Regions from separate parts of the Mus musculus genome. Here region 1 is linked to region 2. A link is a contact called in ENCODE Hi-C or POLR2A ChIA-PET data. All regions are on one chromosome and are shown on one strand. Each heading gives the region's core, a stretch centred on a gene start or an enhancer-like site at or near the end of the contact. The rest is flanking DNA. Distances are from core to core; before and after follow the strand shown. Region 1 holds the start of Exosc9 (exosome component 9). Region 2 holds the start of Acad9 (acyl-Coenzyme A dehydrogenase family, member 9).

Evidence for each region. A loop is a pair of places that touch in the nucleus more often than their neighbours do. ChIA-PET counts read pairs that join two places held with the same protein, here RNA polymerase II (POLR2A).
Region 1: a loop to region 2 is called in a map of heart, with 2.7 times the contacts of the local background. The contact joins the promoter of Exosc9 here to the promoter of Acad9 in region 2. A Hi-C loop is called at or near these places in 1 of 37 maps with a recorded cell type or tissue (heart). POLR2A ChIA-PET finds 5 or more read pairs at or near these places in 1 of 5 experiments (Patski).

Annotation. Positions count from the first base shown.
Region 1 is chr3:36,550,505-36,557,487 of GRCm38, reverse strand. Exosc9 (exosome component 9) reads right to left here and starts at 4,882. Exons shown (of 12, transcript NM_019393.2): 1 at 4,737-4,882; 2 at 4,359-4,453; 3 at 3,563-3,682; 4 at 3,346-3,448; 5 at 2,713-2,850; 6 at 1,924-2,006; 7 at 493-625. The coding sequence starts at 4,802.
Region 2 is chr3:36,062,254-36,069,269 of GRCm38, reverse strand. It overlaps Acad9 (acyl-Coenzyme A dehydrogenase family, member 9), which reads right to left and starts at 3,291. Exons shown (of 18, transcript NM_172678.4): 1 at 3,000-3,291. The coding sequence starts at 3,161.

The DNA of each region.
Region 1 (6,983 bases), core at 3,633-6,132, 490 kb before region 2:
TGCCTTGGTCACTGTGTCTGCTCACAGTAGTAAGACCCTAAGATACCAAGGAACATACAGGAGCTGGACCTAAGCCCTACACATCTGTAGCAGATGTGCAGCTTGTTGTTCCTGTGGTTCCCCTAACAAGTGGCATGGGTGCTGTCTCGGTCTGTTCTCTGCCACTGGGTGTGCTGCCCTGACTTGGACTGCCTGGTTTTGTCTCAGCGGGAGAGGATGTGCCTAGTCCTGCTAGTACACCCACAGGGTAGGGAGGTACCCAACAGGGGCTCCCCTTCCCTAGGGAGAAAGTGAGGAAGCAATGGGAGGAGGGATTTGTGGGGGTAAGACTGGGAGGAGAGAAGGGAAGGGGCTGTGATCAGGACATAAAGTGAATTTTAAAAAATGAATAAATAAATAAAATGTACTTTAAAAAGATAATTTTAAAAAACAAAATAACAATAAAAGTTCTAAAAAGAGAGGTCTTACAGGGAAAGGAGTCAAAGCACTCACCTGGTCTTTAAGCAGCATTATCCCACCACTAGACTGAATAGTACAAATTTCTCGATGCTTATTCATGGCAATCACCAGCAAGCCATCCATTACTCGTTCTTCACGTTCATTGGGGTCCACCAATAAGTATGTTCTGAAACAAATGTTAAATGGTCCTCAACATATATGAAGCTGAGTTCTGTTTCTAGGAGAATGGGTTTGTCTTTTTTTTTTTTTAAAGATGTATGTATTATATAAAAGTACAATGTAGCAGCTGCCTTCAAACACTCCATAAGAGGGTGTCAGATCTCATTACAGATGGTTGTGAGCCACCATATGGTTGCTGGGATTTGAACTCAGGACCTTCGGGATAGAAGTCAGTGTTCTTAACCACTGAGCCATCTCTCCAGCCCCATGCCTTATTTTTTAGTTAGCATTCAAAGTCAATACTGAAGGATTTGAGCCACTTCAACTCAGTAACTTCAGTTACATGAAATCTATGTCTCTCTGGCCATTACAATGAAGTCACATTAAGTTCAGATAAAGACTTAGATAACACTAGTTTGGTTCATTTTAAAGTGGCCCTGGGGTCCTGCCCTCTAAGTTCTAGAGTCTGCCTGCCTCTGCAGTGTCCTTTTCCCAATAGAGAACCACCTACCGTGGTTCAGTGCCTAACAGCTGAAATCTTTTCTCTAGTTCTTATGCATGGGAGTCTCTCCTTTCCTGAAGATCCAAGAACCGTGTTTCACTTAGAAGCACATTACATGGATGTATAAGCCTCTCCAGCTCATACTGTGAGCGTTTAACAGGAATTGTGAAGACAAGGCTAGACAGTTGAAGGAAGCAATTTTTCAGGTTTGCCAACTATTTCCCCTTCCAATGGGCTCCTCAAACTACTGCCCATAACATGCCTCACACTGCCAATGTTCTATTAGTCCAGAGTAACCCTTACCCCATGCACAATCTCAATTGAGCTCACATATCCTCAAGGCCTTTCTCTAGCTAGGGAAGGGTAGATGCTACCATGCCACATGAAAGTCTTACACTCTAAGTATGCTGTGAGCAGAGAAACGATGGAGGTACATTCATAACAGCTGAATTTGCCAGTTCTATTAAGAAAACCTTTACAAAGACAGGAAGAAACCAGTAGGTGGTCTAGTATTAAGGGCAGCAGGTTTATGCGTATCTGAACAGAGCAATAAAGTTCTTAGCTTGGAGCTGGCATAGCTCAGCTGGCAGAGTGTTACACATCATACACAAAGCCCAGACTCCATTCTTCAGCACTATATAACCAGGCACAGTGGCACATGTCTGTAACCCCAGCACTTGGGAAGTGAAGGCTGAAGGATCAGAAGTTCATAGTCAACTACTCAGATATATAGAGCTGAGCTACAGGACCCATCCAATTGCTAGGTATACTCACATTTCAACCCATGGCAAGGTAACACTTACCCTTGCTGAAAGAAAGCAAAACTGACACAAATGGGCATATGGTGGATGCTCAATGGCACGGGATCACGCTCTTCAGGGGTATACTGTTTCAGAAGAAAGGCCAAAGTCTTAAAGTTAGCAAATGAGAAAAATACAAAACACTAAGATATGAAATTCTTAACAGTGAGTATCTAAACAATGTCTTTTATAGTTACCTATGTGACTCTGACAACTGTGTTCCTACTTAATTTTTATGATGATAAAACATCGATCTCATGTCTAATCTTCTCTCCCAGAGCTTCAGTCCAGTGGCCTTTTTAGGAAGGTATATGTGCAGTGCTACCTAGGAGTTCTTGATGCCCATCTGGGCACTCTGAGTTAGCCATGTAAGTACTGTGGTCCTGCCTCTATCCTCCTCCCTAAGCAGAGCCTAGGAGTGCTGTTAACAAGCCTCCAGGCAGTCCTCATGAACAAAGGGCCTGCAGAAACATGAAAATCCAGCAAGCCTCAGTCCATTTCAGGTACTACAGGCCTCTCATGCTGACCTACTCAGAGACCAACCCTTTCCTCTAGTAGTCAATCCAAAGAAAGAGCCACAGTTCTATTACAGGAGACCAAGCTGGGTCATGTTATTATTGACAGGCAATTCTGTGAGAGAACATGAAACTTCTAGGGCATTTCTGACCATTTGCAGTTTCTGTCTTGTGAATAAAAACTAGAAGAACCCTAAATGCTATCTGCCATGTCTCCTGTCAGCACACGAAGGATTTGCTCACAGGAACAATTCTGATCGGAGCCCTGGAAGCTTACCAGTGTTACTTCCTCTCCTTGGACAGAGACATCAGGTCTTCGGAAGTGACACAAGGCTACAATTGCAGCAATGCTAGCAGCATCAATAATATTCCCATCATGATTTAATAAATGTAGGTCTACACGGATCTGCCAAACCTGAAAGTGAATTTAATATAAAAATAAATCCCAACTGAGCATGACCAATGGCCACTGGTAAAGAAATACTGCACTTTTTTTTTTTTTAACGTATACGGCTAATCCTTCCAGTTTATCCAGGAAAAATGCAGTTAACTTTAAAACAAAACACTTGAAATACTAATAGTTAACTTATCTATGGGATTCATTTGAAAGACTAAGAATATGTAACTGAATGGAAGCATTCTAACATTTGAAACTTATGTTTTTTAAAAAACACATTTATTTTCCATGTATGCACATTTGCTTGCATGTATGCATGTACCACACTCATGCCTGGTGTCCCCAAAACTGTGTTAAAGCTTCTGGAACTACAGTTACAGAGGTTGTGAACCGCCATGTGAGTGCTGGCAACCGAACCCAAACCTCTGCAAGGTCTCCAGGTTCCTACGTCTGTTTTAATTGTGTCTGAATCAACAGTATTCATTGTTAAGATATTTTGAACATATTTCTCACCTTTTCACCAGCGACAACACAGAGAGATTCAGTGTCTATACACTTTGAATTTCGTAGACACCTTTCTAAGAGTCGATTCAGCTTCACCAAGAGATCTGACTGCCTATGGAAAGAAGAACGAACTAATGTGATAAACTTCGACTGTGAGCAGGAAAACAATATCTCACTGAGGGTAAGTTCTTCCATGGCTAAAGTAACTTAACAAAGAGTGAGATACCTGCCAGGCTCAAAAGCTGGAGCAGCCATCTGAGAAAGCTCAAGGTTAAAAAAGAGGATACCTTCCGTTGCCCTATTGAGTTTCGGAGAAACAAGTTCACAGGAAACCTGTCCAAGGACTCTGCAAAAATAAAGGTGCAAAGCAGTCAACTAAACGTACTTTCTTTTCAATTAAAAAAAAAAAAAAAAGGGTGACGAAATCTAAAATAACAACAACAACAACAAAAACCTAAACAACACAATGTGACATAAGAGGCAGAAATTACATATAGAATGTGGTAAACTGGACCCAGCAACCTGCCTACACACACACAATAATGCACATACACAATAATAAAGGTTTTTTTTTTTAAGGGTAAGTAGATTTCACGCAGAAATAAAAAATATTGGTATACACAAAAGGATGACAGAAAGGAAATCTCTTATTTCTTACATCATTTGAGAATAAAAGGGAAACTGAGGCTTACTGATGACATGATCGATACACTCCTCACACTAGAAAATGAGACATGCAGATAACCTGTGTGATCAATGTTAGCTGTCTACATGATTTATAATGGTCATACGGAACTATGATACTCATATAACAGAAAGCACTAATGGTTGAAAGTTAAACTGCGCACAAAACTAAAAAAGGCTGGCATTAAAGAAACATATTTCTCATCAGAATAATGATAATAATAAGAATAAGAATAAGAATAGCACGTTTGGAATTCGGAGCTGCTCAGTAAACAACCGAGTCAGTATGTTGTGATTTTCACACCTCCTGTTGCATTATCTAACTTGAATCCTGTTACCTTGTTTTTCCCAGTTCCACAATACAGCATCCATAATCCGTTCCGAATGAGATCCTGATGTTCCTGTAATCATAGGTCTGTCTGCCGTCCAGGCGCTGTAAGCAAACACCATTTACTGCTTTAACATATTTATGAGTGGCAACTGTGTCTGTGTGGTCCTGGTTCCCAACGTCCCTGCCACTGAATACTGCTGGCTTAAGGTTCAAAGGAACTGGTCAGGGTCAAATACTGCCCTGAGGCTTGGGGAATGGGGAGAGTCCACACTGGGCAGCCCCCGAGTCCACACCACGACCACACAACAGGCCGAACTGACAATGTATCCACGGACAACCCGAGTCTACACCCAAAGCCACGGTGTTCACACCGCAGGCCTCGCACCTTCTTCTCCTCAATTGCGCGGAGCAGGAAGCGGCGCTCACAGTTGGAAAGCGGCGTCTCCTTCATAGTGGCGGGCCACGCAAAGGATGAACGGCACCGAGACAAGTCCGCACACCGGCTTCTTCCCGGCGCGGAAAACCGACGTCATCCAGGCGCAGGCTCGGGGGCGTGGTGTGGGCGTGGCTAGAGATCGGGGGCCGCTGGGGCCGGTACAGGCAGTGTAGCAAATCAACGAAGATTTCCCGGGTTGGTCCTGCCCGGCATCGCAGTGGAGATTAGCATCTGCAGTGCAGTCCTGTTCCTAGTTTTTTATTGAGACAGAATCTCACTCTGTCTCTGACTGAACTCAACAGAGACTTACTTATCCCTACAAGTCGTAACAGTTCTTGCTTTGGGGGTAGGAAACAAAGATTTCCCCAGCTCTTGGGTCTGGATGTCTACCATCTTCCAGGCTGACCTAAGTATTGGGATTCCCTGGCACTTCACCACAGAGACAGTCTACTGAGGATGCTGACTTTTGTCAGAGAAAGATGGAAGGGTGGTGCGAATCGGTGGAGAATCCTTGTAAGGGCTTGGGGCGGATGGGGAGGATGTAGCCGACTAAAGGTGGTTCACATGGGACCTGAGGACGGGAAAACAAGTGAAGTGTAACGTCACTGACTGGAACCTCGTTTACTGCTTATATCTCATTTTAAACCGACAGGCTTATTTTTACAGACAGACATGTGTCCTCCATCTGCTGGCCGGTGTCCTGATTCACCCACATCAAGAGCTGGTATTTGACAGCTTGCGCAACGAGTGAGGCAGCAGTAGGTGATCCTTTAGTGCCCAAATCTTCTGTTTCTCCTTTTTTATTATTGTTTTTTTATTTTAATTACAGAGTCTCACTGTGTATCACTGGAACTAACAGAGATCCACCTGACCCTGCAAAGTTGTAACAGCTCTTGCATGGGTTTAGGAAATAGGGATTTCCCCCAGCTCTTGGCTATGGCTAGCTAGCAGCTTCCAGGTTGACCTAGTTTTTGGGATTTGCAGCAACAATGAATGCTACAGCTCTTGGCCCAGGGTCTGAGACCTTGGCCCCAAAGATTTAACAACTCTGAAACGTTCCAGTTGTCAGGACTGTAGTTTCTGGTCTTGCTCTCTGTTCTCTCCAGCTGTCCCTTTTCTGTGCTGCCTTTCTTCCAGTCCCGGCTGCTTTTGAACTATTCAGCTGCTGCTTCCTCGGCTGTCCAGCTGCCCGGCCTTGCCATTGTCTCAGCGTGGCCGCCAGACTGCACAGCTGCGTATGCATCACCGCTCTCAGCTGCCCCAGCTGCTTTTCCCGTTGCCCCCTCAGTTCACAGAACAGAAAGAGAAAAGTTTCCTTGAATCAGATGCTTCAAATCCAGAGAAGACAGCACAGGGTAGTGCCTTCCAAGCATCTCACTAGGTGATCCTGAGCATACATCTTCTATTTTTCTGGATTTTTTTTCCTCTCGTAAATATAATGGTTTAATTATGGAAAACAAAGAAGTTAATGTTTTTCTACCATTATTCTTCAGCGTGTACTAAATCAGTATACCTTTGAATTCTACTGTGTTAAAATGTTTGGTTTATGGGCTGGAGACGTGCCTTAGAGTTAAGAACTGTTGGTCTTCCAGAGGATCTGAGTTACCAAACACAGCAGTCACATGGGGTGATGCACAACTATAACTACAGCATCGTGGGATCCTAATCACTCTTCTGGCCTCTGAGGATACGGTGCACACATGCATAAACACAGAGACATGCACTCATACACAAGTACCTCCATCTTAGTAGTATGCAAATCTCCTTTTATCCTTATCATTGAAAATTAGTTTATTTGTTTGCTGATTTTCTTGTTTTTGTTAAAAGATGAGAACAAGCTGGGCATGGTGGCACACACCTTTAATCCCAGCACTTGGGAGGCAGAGGCAGGCAGATTTCTGAGTTTGAGGCCAGCCTGGTCTACAGAGTGAGTTCCAGGACAGCCAGGGCTATACAGAAAAACCCTGTCTCGAAAAATAAAAAAAAAATTTAAAAATTAAAAAAAGATAAGAACAATAGTCAGGTGGTGGTGGCACTCTCTAATCTCAGCACTTGGGAGGCAGAGGCAGGCAGATCTCTGAGTTTGAGGCCACAAAGGTCTACACACTGAGTTTCAGGACAGCCAGGGCTACACAGTGAAACCCTCTCTCAAAAGAACCTAAATAAATAAGTTTCCTCAAAGTTTGTTGTATGTTT
Region 2 (7,016 bases), core at 2,042-4,541:
CAGCTGTTTCTTGCCTTGTGAATACTGCTTAGCATGTGAGGTAGCAAGGTCACAGGACGAGATTCAACCTGAGCCTAGCTGTTCTTTACATGTGTGACTGGCTTTGAGCAACTTATATGTCCTGTATTGGCTTCTCCTATATGATCCTGTTCATCAGAGAAAGGAGCTGTGTGGGTCAAGCAGGACATACTTGGGTCCTGAAACATGAAGTGACCATGCCTGCGTCCTGGAGAATGATGTGGCTTCTAATCACTAGTGGCCAACTTGCCAGGATTCCCTGCGGGCCTTTGAAATGATCCCATATGGCTTGAAGACCTGTGGCCCGCCAAGCTCTAGCTACTCCTCCAGGTGCTTTGGACAGGGTGTATATCTGGACCCACAGCTGAACACAGATATATCACAAGTTTTCAGGATCAGGAGTTCCCCTGTCTCCTTGGTTCCTCTCACCAAGGGGAGCACTCAAGTCTCTACCCTGTCTTAGTACTCACGTTCCTGACTTCTCCACATTAGCAACGTTCCAAAATCTATTTGCTCCTCTCTGGCCCAAGGACAAGAGGTCCATGGGTCTCTCTCTATCCAAGAGACAAGTGACTTAAAGAATATGCTGCCATCCACCAGCACTCACTCCACTGCTGAGGCAGACTAACAGGGAGCATAGTTCCTGTTGGCCCTCTGAGCCTCTTAGAACAAGGCTGCTCACTCATGGAGGCTCAGACCACTCCTACTCCATCACCTTCACAGTCTTGCCTGTCACCTAGTCTGGGTCAAAGGGCTGTGTGGGAGAAAAGTGATGTCGATCCCAGTGGGCAAACTAGGCAAAACAGGCAACCTGGCAAATAACTGGTATTCAGACATACTTAAAAGGGTAAAGACTTCAGGAGTCCAGGCACAATGAGGCACACCTTTAATCCCAGCACTTGGAAGGCAGAGGCCAGTGGACTCCTGTGAGTTCAAGCCAGCCTGGTCTACATAGCACGCTCCATGCCAGCCAAGACTACACATCACGACCCAGTCTCAAAAACAACAACTCAAATACAATCTTCCAAAACAGAACAAAACCCAAAAACCTAAAACAAAAAATATCAGGGGGGGGGGGTGGATACTGGAGGCTAGAAGGAAAATATCCTCTAGTTAAAAGTGACAAAAACTGAATGAGGCGCCGTGTGGGTGAGGAGTGAAATAACAATTAGCATCTTTTAAGCTGATAAAGCAAAAGAACCTGTTATTCAGGTAATCCTACTGCAGAAGCCAATTATATAAGCCAGGGGCTGTAACTAAGTCTGCCAGTGCCACACAAGCCTCACCCATTCATCCTCCCACTTGCCCCTGGGACAGACTCGGGTCCAAGTAAGTGTATATGTCAGCCACTGGCATGGATAACTCGGCTACTCTCTACCCTCAGACGCTTAAGTACCACTGCCATTGTCCTAGTCAAGGCCCAGAAATGCTCCGAGAGCTGGTGTTTGCTCAATCCAGGAAGTAGCAGTGAAGTTAGAAGTGGTCAGATATGAATGTAACTTGAAGATAAACAAAGATTTACTTACTATAGGATTCAATGAGAACAAGACGAATCAAAGGTGTCACTGGAGAATGTATTGAAAAAGTTGAATCACAGAGTAGCCATTATCTATTGTAAACGGGCTGTTGGGAGAAGCAGAACTGGGTGGGATCCAGGAGAGGTTATCATATATGCTTATTAAAGATGCTTATTAGACATCTAAGAGGAGATATAGAGCAGAAAGGTAGACTAAGTCTGGAGTTAGGGGAAGAACTCAAGTTGAAAAAATAAATCTGAGTCGTAAGAATAGAGTTGTCATTTAAAGCTAGGGCACTGAATTAGGTCATCAAGGGGCTGACCATAATAAAAAGAGAGGCCCACAGGCTTAAACTTTAGAAAAATTCAGCATTGCTAGGTGTGGCATACAATTTCAATCTAGCTCTCATGAAGGAAGGCAGAGGCAGAAAGTCTCAGTGAGACTGTCTCAAAAGCAAGCAATCAATACACCTGCCACCTCCACATTAAAAAGAAGAAGAACAAAACAACACAAACAACAACGACACTGCCTCTGACTTCAACTGGGCTACCAGAGACACTGGCCAAGGTCTACAGGTTGAGAAACCAAGGAACTAACAAAAGAGATACAAAGAAAAGAATTTTTTTTTCAGAAACCTGAGGCCTAACATGCATTCAGAACAAACATTAAGTACATATCTGCATTAGTTACTAATGGTGGGTGGGGTAGGAATGGGAATGAGAAGTGAGCAATGTGGAGAAAACCACTGGCCACTGGGCCAAAGCCTGAGGGCACAGGTCCAAGATGCAGAATTATCCTTGAATAGTGAGAAAGCTGAGTTCTAATCACCAGGCCAGCCTTTGCTAGGGGTATACAGCTCACAACAGTATAGAAAGTAGATACCATCTGGAGGAGAGCTGACCACTGGGACTCTCACTAAATACAGAAATGGAAAACTGGCAGCAAAGCTCACGGGTGATGAAGGGTAGATTTAAAGACTGAAGGGGATACATGATGGCTGCGCTCTTCCTCCTGCCTTGGAAAAGCACAAGAATCCAAGTCCCTCGGCACCCTCTGCGCCAGAATGTGGGCAAAAGGGTCCCCACACTTCAAAGTTCTAGCTTTGAACGTTGCACCAGGGCAGCCACTCAGCCCAAGTGTTGACTTCTACTTTAATAAAGTCAGACAATACGAGACAAACTTCCAAGACAAGAAATAGCTGGATGGGCAACTCTGAGGACCGAGGCAAGAGGACCACGTATTCAAGGCATGCCTAGCTACAGAGCGAGTCCAAAGACAGCCTGGGCTACTACTGAATGAGACCCTGCCCCAAAACAAAAACCACTGTGACACGACTTAAGCCACATCGCCGAGCCCAGCCTCTCGGATGTTTGGCTTCTACGGGCTCGGATAACGTTCCATGCAACTCTGGCCAGAATGAAAGGTGGGAGCAGAGGACACGGGCAGTCCGGCCTCGCCTCCTACCTGCTCGATGTTGCCCAGGAAGAGCTCCTTGGCGAACGAGCAGCTCTGCAGGCTGGTGTGCAGCGGGCGGCGCCTCGCCGTGAATTCCCTCAGCACCCGGGAAGCTCGCGCCGCAGCCGCCGCCGCAGTCGCCCCACGCGAGAGCAGCACACAGCCAGACATGCTGCTCCTGACTTCAGACTTCAAGTCGCTGGAAGCCCCGCCGCTCCTCCCAATGACGCCAATCACCCGCGTCCGGGCATCCAAAGTCTCACCCTGCACCGCTGCAACCGGAAGCTAGCTCGCACTTCCTGATGACGCAAGGGCTGCGCCGCCTTGAGCGAGGCTATTGGACAGGTCGTTCCAGAATATGTTTAATAAATGTCTCCTACGCCAAGCATTGCTGTATGTAATGTCTGAGTATGTAATTTAGAAATTGTAGTTTTTTAAAATTCATCCGAACAGGCTAGGAAGTAAGTGTGTGTGTGTGTGTGTGTGTGTGTGTGTGTGTGTGTGTGTGTGTGTGTTCTTTCTTGTTATACTTTTGCCAGTAAGAAAACGAAAATACTCAAAAGTCAAGCTGCAAAACTACCACCCAGGCTCCCAAACACAGCTCTTGTGCCTGTGTGCTATTCTCAGCACATCCTCTAAAGAGCAGATTAGATTTCATCAAATAAACCTAGAAGTACAACTTTTGTTATTCTCATCTCACTTAATGTAGGACTTAGAATATTGCTAAATGGGTATAACAAAATGACAAGGGACCTATTTTACTAACCCACTTCTGCCTAATTCTCTTAAATATGTGAGTGGCGTGGTATCATTTTGTATGGGAGACTGCATGAAGCACTAAGAGCATGCTGTTTCCTCCTTTCTTGAATCTACCACTCCCTGTGTTGTGCACCCCCCTAGTCTGGCCCCTATTGGCCACAGTCTTCAGACACTTGCTTTCTTCACCACTCCCAGGGCAAGGCATTTCCCTTGGCTCGGTGACCTACCCTATGAAACTATAAACACCATGTTTGTTTGTTTGTTTCTTTTTATGATTTATTTATTTTATGTATGTGAGTATACCATTGCTGTCTACAGACACACCAGAAGAGGGCAATGAATCCCATTACAGATGGTTGTGAGCCACCATGTGGTTGCTGAGAATTGAACTCAAGGCCTCTGGAAGAGCAGTCAATGCTCTTAACCGCTGAGCCATCTTTCCAGCCCTTGTTTGTTTTTTTTAAAATGAATCTTATGTTGAGGAAGTAAGCCAAGGCAGGGCCTGGTCCAACTGGTCCAGCTCTCACATCAGGGTTTATTCATATGTCTGTTGTCTTTATTTCTAGGCAGGTTGTCCTGAGGGAACCAGTGTGGCATCAACTGTTACAAGATGACTCCTTCAGAAAATACATGCAGTTTTAACACCAATAGAAAGCATTTATGCCCCACTGGGGACTGCATAAGGAACTTCCCAAACTATGTAGCCCAGAGCCTCACTATTCTTTTCCTTTTATGCACAAAAAGCAAGTAAGAACAGTTAGCGAGAAGTGAAACTACAGAAGCCAAAAAGCAAGGTTAATATGTTTAGGGACTTTCCCAGGTCCTGGCACTATAAACTAGGTCTTTGATGAATTAGGTCTTTGTTCCTATTTTGGCAGGTTAGGGTTTTGGCAGATTGTTGTTGCCTATGTACTGAGTTCTAAGGTCAAAATGGTGTCTCTAAGATGGCATCAGTTGAGTCAGTGTCTCACAGGCTATTGAGGCCACCTTTTAGTCATGGGAGCCAAGGAACTACTTGCCCTAACTTAGTCTGAATCTTAGTAGACTGCCTCTTAAAAAATATCTATCTATCTATCTATCTATCTATCTATCTATCTATCTATCTATCTGTGTAAGAGAAAGAGTATACTAGGCACATGTGTGGAGGTCAGAAGATAGCTTCTCAAGTATTGGACCCGGATCTCCAGGCTTTGTGGCAAGCGACTTCACTCACTAAGCCGTCTTGCTAGCCCACAGACTGCCTCTTGAAAGGTTAGCGTCAGTACTGTAGCCTCTGTTCCATCGATCTGAGATCTCCAGGTGACCCAGGAGTCCCGTTCACACGAATGTGTCCTGCCAGTGTTGCTTTCTTTCTTAAGAGTCACCTTGATCACAATGTCTCTTCACAGCAATAGAACATGGAATAAATCACCTAATGTAGTGGGAACTAACTAAAATACATGAAAGTGATTTTAATGATGTCTCCAAAAATGGGGAGGTAACTCTCCATCTCTCGTTACCAAACAGAGCTTCCAGTAGCAAGCCTGGGTTATACCCAATTGAGTTGTTGGCCAAAGAGCTTCCATGGAAATGCTCCAAACACCCCAGGCTGTTGCCAATACAATAGTTTGCTCTCTGCAAACTGACAAAAAGAGTCCATTGCTGAAGACAACACCCACACTTGGGGAGGTCTAGTGGATGCCAATATAGAACCTTCACCCCTATGTTCTAAAGTCTTGAGTATGGAAAGTTACTCTGCAGGCTACCAAAAGAGAAACACATACAACAACATAGCCACAAAACCTTTGATCTACAGTGTTATCTTCCTTGCAAAATATGCTAAGCCAATGGTCGCACAAACTAGTAGGAGTAGCAAACCAATGTCTGATTTGAACAAGGCCCACTCTATGAGGTAGAACCCATACCCAACACTGCTTGGTTGCCCAAGAATCAGAGACTAGATAGCCTAGAGACCTATGGTAAAATCAAATACCACAGATCTTAAAACACAGTACTAATAAAATGACTCCTACTGATATTCTGCCAAGCTCATAGATCAGTGCCTTATTCAGCCATCATCAGAAAAACTTCCTCCTGCAGTATATGGGAATAAACACAGGGATGCACAGCCAGATATTATGCAGAGAAAGACCTTGGAACACTCAGCTCTAAATGTGATTTCTCTATTAGCCCCTCCCCCCTTCAGAGCTCAGGAGAATCTGCAGAAGAGGAAACATAAAGCGTGTAAGAGCCAGAGAGGATAGAAGATACAAAAAGAACTATGCCCTGTAAAGTCATTGATAAATGGGACCTCATGAAACTGGAATGTTTCTATAAGTCAAAGCTTCTATAAGCTTCTATAAGGAAAGCTTCTTATGGTCAATAAGACAAATCAGGAACCTAAAGATTGGGAAAAAAAATCTTCACTAACTCCACATCTGATAAAGGGCTAATGTCCAAAATATATAAATAACTCAAGAAGTTAATCACAAAAAAACCCAAACAATCCAATCAAAAAATGGGGTATAGAAGCCTCTTCTTTTTAATGAAAGACAGAAATGGGGTGGATTCAAATGGGAGGAGAGAGAGAGGGGTGGAGGGAGGGGGGATTAATTAAAGGATATTTTATGAGAAAATAATTTATTTTCAATAAAAGGGAAATCTTTTTGTTTTATTGTGTGAGTATATTGCCTACATGTATGTATGTCCATCATGTGTTTCCTGGGCTTGGAGAGGCCAGACAATGATGCTGGACTTCCTGGAACTGGGGTTGAGGAGCCTCCAGATGGGTGCTGGGAATTGAATCAGATTGAACACAAGAGTAGCAAATGTCCATGTGACAGCTGAGCCACCTCTCCAGTTCCTTCAGTGACTTTAAAGCATGATTTATTCTTTAGTACTTGTGCAACTGAACTTCTGGGTGTTCAATAGCCATACTTTGACTCCTGTATCAATGTGGTCAGAGGGACAGAAAAAGAGGGCAGTCAAACATGTTTACTTCCGTGATCATCCAGCTCCCATGGGACTATGCGTTGGTTGGTTTGTTTGTTTTATCAAAATGTCTTATATGTCTGGTAAGTCACCTGTCCTATTGTTCAGAGAGCCAAGGAGACCCCATTCTGTGGTTTCTAACCAGTCTGTATTTGCAAAGAAAAGGGTCAGTACACAGATGAAGTCATGGTCAAGCTAGACCTCTGACTCATTCTCAACATATGAAATTACTGATATAAAAATGAAAAAGAATAAAAGATACAGGGACTCCTTCTAAATCCAAGTGCTAACCGACCG